Regions from separate parts of the Homo sapiens genome. Here region 2 is linked to region 1. Evidence: chromatin contacts called from ENCODE Hi-C or POLR2A ChIA-PET data. All regions are on one chromosome and are shown on one strand. The core of a region is the stretch at or near the end of the contact, and the rest is flanking DNA. Distances in the headings are between cores, read along the strand shown. Region 1 overlaps RPS6KA5 (ribosomal protein S6 kinase A5). Region 2 has its middle 17 kb from the start of RPS6KA5.

Region 1 (3,883 bases), core at 62-2,561:
CAAATGTAATTCTGAGAATAAAAGAAGACTTGAGTATACACATTGAAATGGCTTACTAGGTACTGGGGAAAATTGATAATGATACAATTATCAGTTCTCATAACAAACAGCTCTGAGATATATCCTATTAATACTATTAGACTTCAATATTGAGTGATATTGTTAGATTTTAATATTTTAAAAAATCCTCAGGGCTTTAGGCAAAAAGATAAAATAAATTATAAACGGAAGGATAGTTAGGTTGGCATCCAACTTCTTAAAAGTGACATACAAAGCAAGGCAGCACTGGAGCAACTTTGTGTTGGTGGTTTTTTTTTAAAGAAACTTAGGGAAAGAAAGTACAAAGCAAGAGTTATATCCAACTAACTGCCTTCAAGATTAAGGCTATAAAACAAAGTTTGAGGTTGGGCACGGTGGCTCATGCCGGTAATCCCAGCACTTTGGGAGGCCGAGGTGGGTGGATCATGAGGTCAGAAGTTCAAGACCAGCCTGGCCAACGTGGTGAAACCCCATCTCTACTAAAAATACAAAAATTAGCCAGGCATGGTGGTGCACGCCTGTAGTCCTAGCTACTTGGGAGGCTGAGGCAGGAGAATCGCTTGAACCCAGGAGGCAGAGGTTGCAGTGAGGAGATCACACCATTGCAGTCCAGCCTGGGCAACAGAGTGAGACTCTGTCTCCAAAAAAAAAAAGAAAAAATTTGAGCACTCAAGAGCTCAGAGAATACCCTACACAGGTAGTCTCCCTGAGGATCTACTAGACAATGAATTTCATCCAAACAGATTGAGAAAACAACCTGATGGTGAGCACTTAATATACTTATTTGTAGAGCTGAGACTAAGGAACAAGGATGGGCCCATAGGTAGAAGAGTAGTACACAAATCTTTTTTTTTTTTTTTTTTTTAGATAGAGTTTTACTCTGTTGCCAGGCTGGAGTGCAGTGGCGTGATCTCACCTCACTACAACCTCCGCCTCCTCGGTTCAAGTGATTCTCCTGCCCCAGCCTCCTGAGTAGCTGGGATTACAGGCGTGCGCCACCATGCCCAGCTAATTTTTACATTTTTAGTAGAGATGGGGTTTCACCATGCTGGCTAAGCTGGTCTCGAACTCCTGACCTGGTGATCTGCCTGCCTCGGCCTCCCAAAGTGCTGGGATTACATGTGTGAGCAACCACGCCCGGACAGTAGTACACAAATCTTAAATTATATTGAATATATATTTGTAATTACATAAGTATGCAAGAGCATAAGTACATGTGCATACTTGTTCCCGATTTTAGTTTCAATTTCAATTTCACTTGAAGTCATAGCAAACATCTAGTTCCTTGAAATGTAACACACAGAAACAGAATCAGAAACCATGCAAACCATGTAAACATTTTCAAATTCAGGCATTTATTTCCAGTCTAAAAATGTGGTAGGAAACTGAGGTAGGACCTGAATTCTTAGATGCTCAACCTTTTTTTTCTGCTTTAACTGCCACCAACCATCCTCTAGTTGCTGCCACTCTGATATTTATTGGAAAGACACAGAGAAGTGAGCAGACAGGTTGTTTCATAAGTGGTTTAGTGATGGGTAGCAGACCAGGCTTTCATACTAGGTAGAGACATGGACATTATTGATATACTTCACATTCCATTGGATCCCCATTATAATATTTGGGTTTCACCATTCAATTTGATCATTATTCTTGTACATCATATTCTTGTTCTGAGTAAGTTGGCTATATGCTTTTTGGTTCATTTGGGATGACTTCAATCAGTAAACAAGTTTAAAGTCAGTTTCACATTCAAATAGTTTCCTGCATGAGGAAATTAAAAGCAAATGGTTACAAGTCAACTGAATAAGGCATTCCTTATAATATTATGAAACACGCATACCACATATGTATACAATATAAGTTCATGTACAGCATAAATATTTGTGCACCAGATTTAAATGTATATAAAATGACCTAAATATGCATAAATATATGATCTAAATATGTATGTCCTAGCTCTGTTCATGAAAGAGCCTAGAAGGCAAGGTACCTCAGTAGCAAGCAGCATACCTGATGCCCAGATCTTGGTTTCTATTAAGATTCCATAAGATCTTATTTCCCATTAAAAGGAATCAAGGCTACTTGTAAGAGAACAAATGAAGTTCTCAAAAATAGAAAGAGAGAAAGAAAAAGAAAAGTAAAGAAAGGGGGCATGTCAGGACACAGAGCCGGCTTTTGAAAGTGCTTCCAGTGACCAAATCTGGGACAACTTGTGCATTAAAATGATTAGGGAAAGGCTGGGTGTGGTGGCTCATGCCTGTAATCCCAGCACTTTGGGAGGCTGAGGTGGGCGGATCACCTGAGGTCAGGAGTTAGAGACCAGCCTGACCAGTATGATGAATCCCTGTCTCTACTAAAAATACAAAAATTAACCAGGCATGGTGGCATGTGTCTGTAATCCCAGCTACTCAGGAGGCTGAGGCAGGAGAATCGCGAGAACCACCATGCCTGGCTTATTTTTTTAAATTGAAATAGAGACGGATCTTACTGTGTTGCCCAGCCTGGTCTTGAACTCCTGGGCTCAAGCAATCCTCCTGCTTCAGCCTCCCAAAGTGCTGGGATTTCAGGTGTGAGTCATTGTGCCTGACCAAGAATGAGTATTAAAGCATTGAAAAAAATGGTGATTCATGAGTAGCCTAATAGATAGGTAGATATCTAAGCAGGAATAAGGGAGGTCTCTTCTCTGTGGTGCAATGCTGACTGATAAACTTGGAAGAAGTGGAAGAGTCAGAAAGTTACTCCATTGTAACCATTATAGTAAGGATTAGTTCAGGCAAGAATTGTCAGTGAATGCTCAATCTAGATAGGACATTTTGATGAAGAACAGCGTATTTTTCATGCCCTAAAATGTGTCCCTATGGATTGCTTTATTTCCCTATTGCTTTATCCACCTATACAGTGGATAAACTGGACATCACTTTAACTGGATGATAAATCTAATGTCATTAATGAGGGACAGACTGATGTTGTATGCTTCGGGTTTGGATACCTGCAAAGCACACATCACCTAAGTATTGAACATGCATAACCTGAATGATGATGAAGTGCCAGTGAAACAAAAAATTATATTTAAATAAAAAACAATATTCCTCAACAAAGTCAGTCCTAAAAGACAGAAATTGAGAAACTTCCAGATGAAATGAGACCTAAGAGACATGACAAAATAAAGGCAATATCTGATTATATACTTGATTATATACTGGATTTTATACTCAAGGAAAAAGTGCTGTAATAATGTATTAGGCTTCTCCAGAGACCAGGACCAATAGGATATATACATACACATACACATATAAACACACACACACACACACACACACACACACACACACAATAGGATATATACATACACATACACATATAAACACACACACACACACACACACACACACACACACACACACACACACACAGTCATTCCTTAGCATCCATAGGAGATTGGTTTCAGGATCCCCTATAGATACCAAAATCTGTGGATGCTCAAGTCCCTTATATAAATTGGCATAGTATTTGCATATAATCTATACATCCTCCTACATACCTTAAATCATCTCTACATTACTTTAAATACCTAATACAATGTAAATTGTATGTAAATTATTGTTATACTGTATTATTTCTTATTGTTGTATCATTATGTTTCATCACTTTTTTTGAATATTTTAAATCTATAATTGGTTGAATTCACAGATTTGGAACCCATGGACATGGAGGGCCATACACACACACGTGTACATGCACACACACACACACACACCCACATAAACACAAATGGTCATGTGCCACAGTGACATTTCAGTCAGTGATGGACTGCTATACAACAGTGGTCCCATTAGATTATAAT
Region 2 (3,495 bases), core at 43-2,542, 56 kb before region 1:
AATGGCTAAAATGATATATATCATGTTATATATATTTACCATAATTTTTTAACAGCCATAAAAGCATTCAAACCTTTTTTTCTGAATCTTTTCTAGTACAACAATTTGATATGTGAGCAATTATTTTCTGCATAAAGCTCTTCATCACAGTGTTGTTTATAATCATAAAATATTCTAAAGAACTTAAAAGTTTGTTAGTAGGTGATTTGTTAGGAAATTAGTGTAATCCAAATTATGGACTATCAGGCAGTCATTAGAAATCATGTTTATGTTTGTGACCAGCCCGGCCCATATGGCGAAACCCCGTCTCTACTAAAAATACAAAAACTAGCCGGGTGGGGTGGCAGGCACCTGTAGTCCCAGCTACTTGGGAGGCTGAGGCAGGAGAATTGCTTGAACCTGGGAGGCGGAGGTTGCAGTGAGCGAGACTGCACCACGGCACTCCAGCCTGGCGACAGAGCAAGACTCTGCCTTAAAAAAAAAAAAAAGAAAAGAAAAGAAAAGAAAGAAACAATGTTTATGAAGACATTTTACTGATGTAGGGAAATTCTGATAATATCATGTTAAGCCAAAAAGGGCAGCGTATAATATTGCGCTCAGAATGATTCCCAAGTGTTAAAAATTTTTGAAAAAACACAAAATAAGGCTGGGCGTGGTGGCTTGTGCCTGTAATCCCTGCACTTTGGGAGACCAAGGCGGGCAGATCACTTGAGGTCAGGAGTTTGAGACCAGCCTGGCCAATATGGTGAAACACCGTCTCTACTAAAAATACAAAAATGAGCCAGGCATGGTGGCGGGTGCCTGTAGTTCCAGCTACTCGGGAGGCTGAGGCAGGAGAATCGCTTGAATCCTGGAGGTGGAGGTTGCAGTGAGCTGAGATCATGCCACTGCATTCCAGCCTGGGTGACCGAGTGAGATTCTGTCTCAAAAATAAATAAATAAATAAATAAATAAATAAATAAATAAATAAAAATTAAAAATAAATAAACAGACACAAAATAGAAATATTGGAAGAAAATATTCCACAGTATTACCAGAGGTTGTCCCTGGACAGTTAAAGATCATTTTGCTCCATTTCTTTCTTAGTTTCCTGACTCTCCAGCTTTCTTCAGAGAAAATGAATTACTTTGAAGACCAAAAACCAAAACCCCAAAACTTCAATGTGGCACAGTTCTTGCTTATTTAGGGCTACCACATCCTCTAGGGTACAAGACTACGCTATTTTCTAACAACTGCTACTTTAATCTTAGTTGTTGAGGTCACGCTAGTGTTTTCAAAATGAGGCACATGCTGGTTCACAGAAAGACAGTGAATGAAGGCGTGGGGGGATGGAGGGAGGAAAGAACTCAAAGGAGACCCGCTGCAGGGGAAAATTCTTCCTCACTGCAACCTCCCCATCAAATAGTAGCTTCTAAAACCACAAGTTTTCATTTTCAGGATCAAAGCAGACAACCAAGTTCCTTGAAAGTAAATGTAGGCCAAGGTTATTAAATCCAGTTTTTCAGGGAAACTCAATCTAATTGCTCATTAGCATACCATTCAAAGTAGCTTTTATTAACACTGATTCATACTGCCTTTTAAAAATAATGGAAACAGTTCAAGATCAGCCTGGCCAACATGGCGAAACCCCGTCTCTACTAAAAATACAAAAAGGAGCCAGGCGTGGTGGTGGGCATCTGTAATTCCAGCTACTCGGGAGGCTGAGGCAGGAGAATCACTTGAACCCTGGAGGCGGAGGTTGCAGTGAGCTGAGATTGAGTCCCTGTACTCCAGCCTGGGCGACAGAGCAGCTGTCTCAAAAATAATAATAACAATAAAAACAAAATAGCTTAGTATTTTAAGGCCTGTTAATGTTTACTGCACCAGAAAGACACTACAAGCAGAGTCTGTTTGTGGGGATAGTTTGCTATGAAAAGAAAATTATTTCAGTTAGTTAATATGATTGGAACTAACTTCCTTCCTTCCTTCCTTCCCTTCCTTCCTTTCTTCCTTCATTCCTCTCTTTCTTCCTTTCCTCTTTCTCTTTCTTTCTCTCTCTCCTTTCTTCTTTCCTTCCTCCTTCCCTTCCTCTCTTTCTCTCTCTCTTTTTTTTTTTTTGAGACAGAGTCTCGCTCTGTCACCAGGCTGGAGAGCAGCGGCAAGATCTTGGCTCACTGCAACCTCCGCCTCCCGGGTTCAAGCGATTCGCCTGCCTCAGCCTCCTGAGTAGCTGGGACTACAGGCGCATGCCACTATACCCAGCTAATTTTTGTATTTTTAATAGAGACGGGGTTTCACCATGTTGGCCAGGATGGTCTCGATCTATTGACCTTGTGATCCTCCCACCTCGACCTCCCAAAGTGCTGGGATTACAGGTGTGAGCCACCGTGCCCAGCCTCTTTTTGTTTTTTCTTTGTTCTCTCTCTCTTCCTTCCTTCCTCCCTCCCTCCTTCTTTCTTTCTTTTCTTTCTCTCCTTCCTTCCTTCCTTTCCTTCCTTCCTCCCTCCCTTCCTTCTCCCTTTCTTTTTTTCTCTGCCTCTCTCTCTCCTTCCTTCCTCCCTCGCTTTCTTCTTTCCTCTTTGTTTCTCTCTCTCTCTCTCTCTTTCTCTCTCTCCCCACTCTTTGCTTGCTTGCTTGCCTTGCTCTGACACCCAGACTGCAGTGGCACGATCACGGCTCACTGCGACCTTCACCTCCTTGGCTCAAGTGATCCTCACACCTCAGCCTCCTGAATAGCTGGGACCACAGGCACACACACCACCACACCTGGCTAATTTTATTCATTTTTTGTAGAGACAGGCTCTCACGATGTTGCTCAGGTTGATCTTACTCCTGGGCTCAAGTGATCCTTCCACCTTGGCCTCCCAGAGGCCTGGGATTACAAGCATGAGCAACTGTGCCAGCCTACTGGAACTTTCTGAAACAAAAATCTGATCATGGCACTGCCCTGTGTCCAGGCTGTTAGTACTTCCCATTCCTGTGGAGTCGTGCTGGCACTGTGACCCGGAACACAGGACACCGTGGTCTAGCCCGTAACTCCCTCCCTCATGCAGCCTCATTGCTCTGGGGTTCTGGGAATTTGCAGTCCCCAGCACTCCTGGGACGGTGTCTTGCTTTTTTGTTTTTGCTCTCACTGCCCCCTCTGCCTAGAATCCTGGATTCCTACTCCATCCCTCACCCATGCCCACTCATCTTTCAATCCTGACCCAAGTATCACCATCCCTGTGGAGTTTCCCAGATCCTTCCCAGTAGCTTTGAGCACTTGCCCTTTTCCACCTCCACCGGGTCCTAAACAGGTTCCTATTGGAACACTCAAGACACTATTGCACACACAGTGGCCCTTCCTATCTATGGCTTCTACATCTGCAGACTCTACATCTGCAGACAACCTTGGATGGAAAAGATTCAGGAAGAAAAAAACAATAAAAAATACAAATAAAAAACCCATACAGTGTAACAACTGCTTACCTAGCATTTACACTGTATTAGGTATTATAAGTAGCCTAGAGATTATAA

What was found. A loop is a pair of places that touch in the nucleus more often than their neighbours do. ChIA-PET counts read pairs that join two places held with the same protein, here RNA polymerase II (POLR2A). Pooled maps may share reads with other maps.
Region 2: a loop to region 1 is called in a map of naive thymus-derived CD4-positive, alpha-beta T cell, with 8 times the contacts of the local background. The contact joins two enhancer-like sites. A Hi-C loop is called at or near these places in 8 of 168 maps with a recorded cell type or tissue (B cell, CD14-positive monocyte, CD4-positive, alpha-beta memory T cell and 5 more), 20 of 37 single-sample maps with no recorded cell type and 16 of 50 pooled maps. POLR2A ChIA-PET finds 5 or more read pairs at or near these places in 25 of 52 experiments (CD4-positive, alpha-beta T cell, CD4-positive, alpha-beta memory T cell, CD8-positive, alpha-beta T cell and 18 more).

The regions. Positions count from the first base shown.
Region 1 is chr14:91,020,104-91,023,986 of GRCh38, reverse strand. The region is part of intron 1 of RPS6KA5 (ribosomal protein S6 kinase A5); the gene reads left to right. Among named protein-coding and RNA genes, the nearest start is that of RPS6KA5, 39 kb to the left of the region's middle. RefSeq lists enhancers at 1,204-1,363, 1,444-1,563, 1,574-1,623. Within about 2 kb of position 1,311, at least 8 of the 41 ENCODE cell types and tissues checked have a DNase peak (open chromatin) inside an H3K27ac peak, as active enhancers do; they include CD4-positive, alpha-beta T cell, CD8-positive, alpha-beta T cell, GM12878 and 1 more, where a contact is called at or near this core.
Region 2 is chr14:91,076,353-91,079,847 of GRCh38, reverse strand. It overlaps a transcript of DGLUCY not described here. Among named protein-coding and RNA genes, the nearest start is that of RPS6KA5, 17 kb to the right of the region's middle. RefSeq lists an enhancer at 1,172-1,361. Within about 2 kb of position 1,292, at least 4 of the 41 ENCODE cell types and tissues checked have a DNase peak (open chromatin) inside an H3K27ac peak, as active enhancers do; they include CD4-positive, alpha-beta T cell, CD8-positive, alpha-beta T cell, GM12878 and 1 more, where a contact is called at or near this core.